2 separate regions of the Mus musculus genome follow, and region 2 is linked to region 1. Evidence: chromatin loops called from intact Hi-C (ENCODE). Cell type or tissue: left cerebral cortex. All regions are shown on one strand. Links, peaks and the distances in the headings refer to the core of each region. The heading gives the core; the rest is flanking DNA.

Region 1 (5,383 bases), core at 173-5,172:
TACAACCATCGATTGTACCTGGACAATAGAAAAGGTGCCTTTAGGGCAGAATGAGAGCAGACTCATTCTGCAAACGAGAGTACAACCTGGTGTTAATCCCAGCACCCAGGAGGCAGAGGCAGGAGGATTTCTGTGAGTTTGAAGCCAGCTTGGTCTACATAGCGTGCTCTCGAGATCAAACCTTGGTCCTTGTGCATGTTAGGCAAGAACTGATCTACTCAGCTGTAATATAGTCATGCCCTACTTGGATTCTTCCAACCTTACTCAGTTACCCAGATACTCACAGTCCAGCACAGGTTAAAATACTGTGAGCAGAACTTATGGATGATCCTGGTGGAGGAAGTCAGAAGACCAGAATGACTATAGACACACAGAAGTAAAGACTATGCTTAGGAGTGTTGAGATGAGATCTGGACTAGAGCAGTCAATGAATTTGTCTTCTCTGAGGCCTAACTACAGCTTAAGCTAGTGGTAGACCTTGCTGTCCTCCATCTGATGTTGTGTATGCAAGTCAGCTCATAGAGGCTTCTACTCAGATTTCAAGGAATGTTGGAGAGTCTGGATGATATGTGACAGAGGTAAGAGTACAAGGTAGTTCTTGGGAGAACAGTGGGTGTGACATGGAGCAGAGGCCTAGGATGCTGAAGATGATACAAGTTCAGACTGTCTGCCAAGGAAAGCTCTAGACAGTGAGCATGGTCAGCCTGGTAGGGGATGGGCTCCTCCAGCCTCTTGGCACCCAGATAACACCACTGAGCCTCTCAGCCATGGAACCGTAAGAGCTTACATTTGCCATGCTGATTCCCAGCTTGCTTTGGTCTCCTCGCTCCTTTCCTTGTGTCCCTTTTGGAATGAAGGTCTTATTTCCGCTGTATACTTGAGATATGCAAAACTTTCTTTTTGGCCTTATAGGGGCTCATGGGTGAGAGTTGGTCTGGAGTCTCAGGAAATGTCGTACTTGCCCTATTGAGCAGTGCTAGAACTATTGAGGCGTTGGAGAAGCAAACTAAAGTACTTTGGGGTATACATAGGATGGTTTTGTTACGTGTTATTAATTATGGCCTTGTTGCTATCTTCAGGAATTAGGTATGGTTTTAGGAGGTGTGTTTGAGTGTCAGGTTGACAGAGGGTGTTCTTGTGACAGTTAATCTTGATTGTCAACTTGGACTGAAAAATACTGAGGACATTTGTGAGGTGCATTTCTGCTGTGCTTGTGGGGTATTTCTAATGATGATTAAGTGGGGAACGGCTACTCTGAATCCTGCTTGTGTCATAGAGTAGGCTGAGAACCCAGATAGACTAAAAGGGCAAGAAAGAGTGAGCACGGGACCATTCTCTCTCTCTGCTTGCTGGTGTCCATGCGGTGAGCAACTCTGCTCTGATGTCTTGTCCTTTCCTGACTACAGCTGTGGAACGGATTGACTGTGGACTGACACCCTGAAACTGGGATGGAAAAGACATTTTTTTTGTCCTTTTACATTGTTCTGTCAGGCATTCGTCAATGATGAAAGACTAACAACACACCAGCTCAGTGCTGAAAGGCTTGTGGGGGGACACACTGTGAGCAGGCATGTCCCCCTACAGCGGGGTGGTGAATGAGGCCTTGGGTCTGACCTGTAGCACTGTATAGAATGGGCATGGTGGTGTACACCTCACCCTTGGGAGTTGGAGGCAGGAAGGTCAGAAATCCAAGATCATCCTCTGTTACATAGTGACTCCGAGATCTGCCTGTTTCAAAAACAAACACCGCAACAGCTGTGCCTGTACCACAGCTCTGAGAGCTTTTGCTGTTGCCAGGTCTCCTCCCCGGCCAGCCTCTGCACTCCAAGAGCAGGTGTCCAGTCCCAACTCTCTTCTTCCAGTGGTCCAACTAAGTTACTGCATTGAAGGAGTGGAACCAACTTCACTACAGCTTTAGCAAAGCCCCTGCGTAAGAGATCTCACCCCCCACCCCCCAGGGCACAGGAATTGCCACTTGCACAGCACACTTGCCTTTTAGATGCCACACTTTTCTTACATAGTGGATTCAGTCATTTCTGTCTTTTCATAATGATTTTTACCCATACTGAAGTACTTACTGGCAGTAATCTAATTCAGTCTCCTAGTTGCTGGATTCTTTCCTGGTTTCTCAGCTCTAAAATAAGCTTCCAGTCCTGCCTCATGATCTGTACAGGCCTGGGCAGGGACCACAGACAGTGCTACAGAAAAGACAGCTGCAGGAGACAAGTGGCCTTATTATAGCCAGCTTGCTTATCCCTGTTCAACCAGTGAACTGTTCAACTTAACTGGAAATAGAGAAAGAGTCAAAGCTAAAACATCCCTTCATCTCCAATAAGGTCAACGTATCAGCATACTATGACAACAGCAATACTTTCAGTGTTCGAGACCCTGGCCACTCCATTACTCCATTTACTGAAAGGCAGCTGCAGCTGTGCTTCCTCCTCTCCTCTCCTCTCCTCTCCTCTCCTCTCCTCTCCTCTCCTCTCCTCTCCTGTCCTGTCCTGTCCTGTCCCTGTCCTGTCCCTGTCCTGTCCTGTCCCTGTCCTGTCCCTGTCTCCCTGTCCCTGCCTCCCTGTCCCTGCCTCCCTGTCCCTGCCTCCCTGTCCCTGCCTCCCTGTCCCTGTCTCCCTGTCTCCCTGTCCCTGTCTCCCTGTCCCTGTCTCCCTGTCCCTGTCTCCCTGTCCCTGTCTCCCTGTCCCTGTCTCCCTGTCCCTGTCTCCCTGTCCCTGTCTCTGTCCCTGTCCCTGTCCCTGTCCCTGTCCTGTCCTATCTTATCTTATCTTGTTTTGAGATGGGGTCTTGCTCTGGAGCCTGAGTTGCCTTCTCCTCTTTGTAGCTTGGGCTGGCATTGAACTTTTGATTTTCCCGTCTCAGCCAGCCTCCAAGTGCTGGAATGAAGGGCATTGCCCAGCATGGTTGGCTCCATGCACTTCTATCTCACGGCAGGTACCTTTCCCCAGTAGCAAATCAGCCAGGGTAGAGACTTGCCAGTTTTCTGTTGATATTTTACTTTACTATTTTTAATTTATTAGGAAAGAGTTGCTAATTCTAGCATGCTAAAAAGGAAGCTGTCGGAAACATTCAGTGACTCAAGAAACTTGAAAAAGTTTATATTTGTGTGTGTATGTGCCTGTGTAAGTTTATGTGCATCATGTGTGTGCAGGAGTCTCTGGAGTCCAGAAGAAAGTGTCAGAGTCTCTGGAACTTGAGTTATAGTTTGTTGTTGTTGTTGTTGTCATTGCTGTTGTTATATACGAATGGGACCCAGGCTATCTGTAAGAGCAGTGTAACTTTTTTTTTTTTAAATAAGCTTGAATTTAATAAGTCTGAAACCATTCTCAGCACATGGCATTGTATATGGGCATCTGTGCAAACAGATTCATTTTAACAGGTCATAGTTTTAAAAAGTCATAGATACTGTGAGTTCTGTATAAACCGGAGGACAGCAAGTTAGTTCCTTTTGATTTATAAGCCTCAATGTTACCGCAGAATAAAGAATGTAGCCAAAGAAAGCATTATCGGTCACTCGTATAGGGCACTGTTGTTTCTATAATTTGAAGCTTTCTGAATGGATGGGTTCAGGCCCGATCCAAATGTAAAAAGATCACTCAGTGAATAGACTATATGGGAACTGTACAAAGTGTCATTAACTTCCATCATTAATAGCTTATTCAGCACTATACCACTATTGCTAGTTAGAATAACCTGCTTCTGAGGCCCCACGGAGGGAGGCGGCCTGCGCACGCAGCCTCGATGCCCTGCCCACCTCATGCCCAGGGCGTGCCATACAGTCCAACAGAAGCTTTGGCTTTAGGAAGGAGTCACAGACATTGAAAAGAATGGCTGTAATCGTCAGTAAGTGTGCAGTGGGAGGGAGTGTGCTTCAGATAGCCTGGGCAGGGCTGGCGGCAGGTCACTCCTGCTGCCACAGCTACAGACACTAGTTTGTACATGACAGACAATGAGGGAAAGCAGTCCCTTTCAAACAAACTGGGAAAAAAAAAGATAAGAATTTAGGGGCAGGTGGTTTCCTCCATTGCATTTATGCCATCATACACTAGTGGGTCTATTTTTTTTTTTTTTTTTTTTTGGTTTTTCGAGACAGGGTTTCTCTGTATAGCCCTGGCTGTCCTAGAACTCACTTTGTAGACCGGGCTGGCTTCGAACTCAGAAACCCACCTGCTTCTGCCTCCTGAGTGCTAGTAATAAAGGTGCGCACCATCACTGCCCAGCTTAGTGGGTCTATCTTGCCAGGCTAGTCATTACTGTAGCTTCAGGGGTTGCAACCGAGGAAGACTAATGATGTTTTTCTCCCACTGCACACTGTAGTATTCATAGAACCCAACACTTCTTCCATGTTTGATTGGATTGTTTGTCCTCTTTCAGGTACAGTTGTCCCTCAGTATCTTGGGGAATCAGTTCCAGGACCTCTTGTGGATAGGCCTAGGGTGTTCAGGACCCTTCTGTGAACAAGTTCAGTATTTGCATGCAGCCCACACATAAATGCCTTAATTACGTTATTTGTGCTTTCTAATTCAATGTAAATGCTGTATAATTGTTACTGTACCCGATCGGGCTGGGGAGATGGCTTATTGGGTAAAGAGCTGGCTGTGTGAGTGTGAGGTACAGAGTTTAACTGGTAGCACCTACAAAAATGTCTGCTAGGGTAGCTTCAGGCCTCTGTTGGCTGAGTCAGTGGATCTGGAACCTCTAAGGCGTGTGTGGCAGGCCTGATAGATTTTGGATGCAGTTTTTCTCAACCTGTGGCCTCCCTCCTTCACCCCTTGACAGAATCTTGCTTCCTCGGTTCTGCCCTTTGACTGCTGAGTGTGAGGACTACATGTGTACTGCCATGCCTGGTTGAAGTTGGAAGATTGAGGGTTACCTTACTTTAATGGATCAGGGTCTTGTTGTGATATATTTGAAAGTTCTGTACTTGCAGTTTCAGATAAATGGGTTTATTGGGTATGGAGCAACCAAAAGGGAAAGAACAAATAGCAAGTAATAGATAACATCATCAAACATGACTGGTGTAGCCTGATGGAGAGCAGACAAAGGGAACATCAGCCAGTGGAGGCTTCAGCTCTCAGAGGAACCGGACCGGGGAAGAAGCAGCTAACTAGTACTACTGGTTGGGAGGCTCGCCATCCAGCTCCCACTGCAGACATATTAGACCGTGGGTCAACAATAATAATCTCTGTTGGAAAGGCTTCACCTTCTGGCTGTTCTCAAGGACACAATGTTTTTTAATCCCCTTAGCTACTTGCTGTTTTTCTTTACCCCAGTAACAGAGCTGGGGGGAAAGGGCTGACCCCAGGACAGGGCATTTTGGAGGACACTTGACATTAACAGGTTAGAGTCTGAGACATGAGAAACACATAGT
Region 2 (5,383 bases), core at 72-5,071, 50 kb after region 1:
TGCTCTGCCCATGCCCTAAGACTTAGGGTAAGTGGAGTTTACAGGGCCAGGTTGTGGCAAGAGCCTTGCTGGCTGCTCTTTGTGACATTGACAATGAGAGTTAGGAGTAAAAGAGAGACTGAGAGGACTTGGAAAGCATTTGACCAGAGAAGCAAATTTAAAGTTGGAACCAAAGTAAAGACTGTTACAGATTATTGCCCTCCAAAAAGTTCCATTTCACAAGGACAATAGGAATGATGTGATAGGGGCATCTTCATCCCAGCTGTGGCAGGCTCAAAGGCATAAAAAAGTGAATTCATTTGAGACTTTCCTTCCAGAAGACAGCGCCTCTGAGTCACCCTTCTGGGGTCTCATCACCTAGGACAGTGTTTCCCCTCAGCTCTGCAGGCTCTCAGAGGCTGCTACAGCTAGCTGTGGGTCACAGGGACATGGTTGTTCACTGCTTGAGCCAGTGGCAGACCTTGATGTCATCCACCTGATGCTGGCCTTTCAGACATGCAGAATGCAAGAGTTATGGGCTTCACTCAATTCACAGGAAAACCTGGGAGACCAGGTAATATGTAGCACAGGTGAAACCCTGACAGGAAGCTCATAGAGGATGGGGTGAAGCCAAACATGAAGTGGAGACTTGAAGAAGTTAGAGATGCCAGCGAGTGAAACCGGTGTGAAGGAAAGCTGCAGGTAATGAGGTGAGCCATGTAGGCTGTGAGTGACAGGGCCATAGGGGTGTGGCTCCCCAAGATTTCTGAGGCTCACATCCATCATCACTTGCTCCTGATGATAGACATGGAAGCTGCAGGACTTAACATTTTCCTTCCTGATTTCAGTCTTTGGTCACTCCTTCCTTTCTGTTCAGCCTTCCTCCTCATCTGGAATAGGAATGTTCATTCGGTCCTATTGCATTATGGGAATGCGCTGTGAGTTTGCCTTGAGTCCAGAGGATGTTGAGCTTATCCTTCTGAACAGCATTAGCACTGTTAAGACCACAGTGGTTCTTAGCGATGGACTGCAGTTATTTTGTGTTGTGGTGGGCATGAACCTTTTTGGGTGCCAAGGGCAGAATCATAACATGTGAAATGCCATTCTGAAAAACTCAGTCTTTAAAACACAGTGGAGAAGTGGCAGCCTGTTTTGGGAGCTTCCAGAAACTTCAGGGGGTGGGACCCAGATGGAGGAAGTGGTCACTGAGAGTGTGTTCTTGGCAGTGGTATTTTTCTTCACTGCTTTCTGTCTGCTGTGCAGTGAGCAACTGCTGCCATGTGCTCTGGGACTATGATTCTCTGCTTCACCAGAAGCCCAGAGGCAACAGCCAAGGGTTATGGACTGAAACCTTTGAATCTGCATGCAAACTAAATGACTCTTCTAAGTCAAGTTCTCAGCAATTTGTTCATAACTATAGAAACCAATTAACACGGGATAGTTTCATGTACACAGTTTTCAAGAGCAGCTAAAACTCAGCCCCAGAGCAGATTAGAACTTTAGTTGCTTATAGGTTGGCTGACCGAAGGAAAGGGCATGAGGGAACTTGATGGGGTGGAATTGAGTGTCAGAAAGTAGTCATCATCTGTAATTTCTAATTTTGCTTCAGTGATACAACACAAGAAAACTGTTCTTAGCCATCAGAGTTCACATTGTACACACTACTAATCCATGTTCATTCATGTATGTCGACTCTCACTAGCTCCAGTAAACCTTTGCTGGCCTTTCCCTTCTCATTACAGCACACCTTCCCTTTCTCTTGTCCAAGATTTCTTTTCTACCCAACACTTCATTCCTGTTTCATTGCTCATATTTATAGAAAACTTTTAAGACTAGTTATATTAGTCAGGGCTCACTAGAGCTAGCTCTGTGTGTGTGTGTGTGTGTGTGTGTGTGTGTGTGTGTGTGTGTGTGTGTGTGTGTGTGTTTTACTAAATTGGCTTACAAGCTGTGGTCTGGATAGTCCAACAAAGGCTGCCTCATGATGGAAAGAAAGGCCAAGAATCTAGAAGTTCTCCCATCCACGAGACTGGATGTCTTTGCAGATCTAATCTGGTGCTGGAGTCTGGGAGGGAACCTGGACAGCCCCTAAGTCTACACTGGGCTCCTGAAGAAGTTGGATTTAATACCAGCTACAACAACAGGGTAGATGAACTTGCCATCAAGAATGGGGGCAAGTAGACAAAAGCAATAGCTTCAATCTTCATGTCCTTTTATGTGGGCTGCCAGTAAAAGGTGTGACCTGGATTTAGGGTGGTCTTCCCACTTTAGTCTGAACAAGAAAATCCCTCACAGGCATGCCTAGAAAGTTGGGTTTTAGTTGATTTCAGATGTAGTCAAACTGACAACTAAGATTAGCTGTCACACTAGTGTTACACACATTAGTGAATTACACAGTCCAGAAGTTATCCCTGGTGTAATTTACTGCCTGCTTGTTAACCCTCATTAGAGCATCTTACCATTTCCCATGATGTCATTCCATCAACATTTTCAAAGTTTATCCTTGTTATAACATGGGTCAGCACTTTATGTTTACAGTATGGATGCCCAGCATGTGTGCATTCGTCGTCCGATGTGCACTTGGGTCATAAGCTGTGACCCATGCTGCTGGAGTGTGCCTACACAAGTCTTTGTGTTATCTAGTCATTTCCCTCACTTGAGCATGACTAGAGTTTCCCTTCACATTAAAAGACTGTTCCCTTGGAAACAGGTCTCTAAAATGACAGTTCTCTTTTGTTCAATGTGTGGGAAGTGCAGCATCATTTCCTCTGAGAAGCCCACTATTTAGGAGTCACTTCTCTTATGTTCAGCATAGACTCCCAAGGTTTGGGTATGTTCTGGATCATAGTGCGTGTTTCAGTGTTTTGGCACCCTGTTTTTTGGCTTAATCAGGTACATGCTCTGTCAGTGTTTCCCAGCTGTTTCCAGCCTTCCTCATTTTGCTCTCATTCTACAGAGCTGTGAACATTGTGTCTTACCAGTTCCCTTGGGGTTTTAATGTCATCTTTCTCTTGCTAGCTCACATTGCTTCATTCCATTTTCCTGTCTTTTCCTCCACTCATCTTTCATTTCTTTGTTTTTCTGTGCTTGTGTGCATAGGAACACATTGCCACCATGCTGATGTGAACTAGCACAGGCAGCTTTTTTATGTGGGTTCTGGGGTCACACCTGAATGGCTGGGCCTGCCTGGCTAACACTCTACTCACTGAGGCGTTCTTCTGGCCCTCACAGATTTTCTTCACCTCGCCCTTTAATTCTCTCTCTAGTAACCACTTTGTCTCAGTTATTGTATTTTCAGTTCTAGCTTGCTTTGTTACTAAGTATACTTTCTCTTTATTTGCTAGGATCATTTTTAAGACTTTACACCTTTGTTCATTGAGGAACTCTCATGGTGGCTGCTTTAAAACCATTGTATTAACCTGTCACTACACTGAAATACCCAAGGCAGGTTAATTTGTAAATTTTGAAAATGCTTATTTTGGTTCATGGGTTTGAGGGTCAATGCCTTAACAGCTCTGTTAATGTTCTGGTAAGGAACACCTGTGCTGCATCCTGTTGTAATAGACAACTCAGGTCTATGTGTGTCTTTATCTACTTTTACGAAGCTACCAGGGTTCAGTCACTAATGATTGAATTAATTCCCAAAGGCCTTACCACTAAAAGCAATTAGTATATTATTTACACTTTAACACTACTAACAACTCACGAATGGCATTTAGATTCCCACATGAGTTCTGGGAGGGAGCAAGGCCTCTAAAGGCAGGGGTCCTATAGACCCTTTTAAGACAGTCAGTCCTAGCATGTCCCCTCTGTGTGAGACAGTCCTAGCATGTCCCCTTTGTTTGGTGATCCTTCATCATATTGCCTCACCTGTCTCTAAGTGCCAGGTTTCTGTGACTGGGACTGAGTTCTGTATTACTCTTCTATATACATGGTCTATGATAGTTTCCCTCCCTTCAACTATTGTCACAGTGACTGAGCTCTTATGGAGTCATCATGAGGTTATCCCTATTGGCTGTACCCTTGGCTGTATTTATCTCATGACTCCAGTCTTATCCTTTCCAGGGGTCCACAAAGCTCTTTCTAGCATGCCCAGTGTCAGCGAGGGTGCAGTGGAACCACCAGTAGGCTGACCACTCTACCTAGACCACTCCACAAGTAGAAGGAAAGGTTTAGTGGGGAATCTAACTTCCAGGCTGTCTCAAAGTAGGGGGTAGAACAGCCAAAACGCTGGGAGAAGTCTTGTTAGTTTTAAGGAGACAGCTAGCAGTGAGGGAGGGAAGCATGTAAGCCAGAACAGCCTGCAAGTTAGAGCAAGGGGAGGTCTGATGTGGGCCAGAATAGCCTGGAAAGTACCAAGGGACTTTAATCTGTTACAGGTTTGTCTGACTGAGTTAATCAGGAACTAGATGCTCCTGCCAGAGGCAGTTGGCTGTAAGGGGTGGGTAAGGGAAGTGATGGCTTTTCCCAACAAACAGAAAGCAACTTTACAAGGGTTCTGAGGAATGTGGAGTTTAGGCTTTTGTTTGCCCACAGCGATCCTTCTGTTGACCTGGTCAGAGTCCAGCCTGAGCTGAGGCAGACTGTGTCATTGAGGACATTGTCAGCAGCACTGCTATTTGGGGGCCTGTGCTGGGTCCAACACCTAGTTATTTTGTTCCTCCTGCAGTTTCTTTATATTTGTATTGTAGTTGCCTTATTCACATAAAAGGGGCCTTTTACTTACAGGGTAAATGAGCCTTACTCTGAGTATTGCTCATACAGTGAATTAATTTATATATGTATTCACTTTACATCCTGATCACAGCCCCCCTCCCTCTTCTCCTCCAAGGTGTACCCTCACAACACCCTCCCCCCATTACTCCCTTTCCTTCTCCTCAGAAGTACCATGGGTACCAGCCTGCCCTGGCACATCAAGTCACAGCAGGACTAAGTGCATTCTCTCCTACTGAGATCAGACAAGGCAGCCCAGCTAGGGGATAGGGATCCAAAGGAAGGCAACAGAGTCAGAGAAAGGCCCCTCCCACCCCACTCCCCACCCCCACTCCAGTTGTTAGGAGACTCACATGAAGACCAAACTGCACATCTACTACAAATGTGGGGAGGGGGGAGGCTAGGTTGAACCCCTGCATGCTCCTTGAAAGGTTGGTGGTTCAGTCTGTGAACCCCCAAGGGTCCAGGTTTGTTGACTCTGTAGGTCTTCCTGTGGTGTCTTTGACCCCTCTGGCTCTTTCCATCCTTCTACCTTACCCCTCACTCTTTCACAAGACTCCCTGAGCTTGGCTGTGGGTCTCTGAATCTGTCTTTCCATCAGCTGCTGAATGAAACCTCTCAGAAGACATAGTAAAAATGGCCATCTTACCAAAAGCAATCTACAGAATCAATGCAATTCCCATAAGGTTTC

The links. Peaks named below come from ENCODE experiments on the same cell type or tissue, not always from the same donor. Only the 100,000 strongest peaks of a DNase experiment are listed, where the experiment ranks them.
Region 2: a loop joins it to region 1, with 2.1 times the contacts of the local background. A loop is called at or near these places in 1 of 42 quality-filtered maps.

The regions. Positions count from the first base shown.
Region 1 is chr17:32,015,110-32,020,492 of GRCm38, reverse strand. All of the region lies in intron 3 of Hsf2bp (heat shock transcription factor 2 binding protein), which reads left to right. Among named protein-coding and RNA genes, the nearest start is that of Hsf2bp, 17 kb to the left of the region's middle. In left cerebral cortex, for the core only: no CTCF peak of the experiment used is centred there; DNase peaks (open chromatin) are centred at 1,802 and 2,157.
Region 2 is chr17:31,964,842-31,970,224 of GRCm38, reverse strand. The region is part of intron 7 of Hsf2bp (heat shock transcription factor 2 binding protein); the gene reads left to right. Among named protein-coding and RNA genes, the nearest start is that of Gm30571, 55 kb to the right of the region's middle. In left cerebral cortex, for the core only: no CTCF peak of the experiment used is centred there; DNase peaks (open chromatin) are centred at 1,214 and 2,760.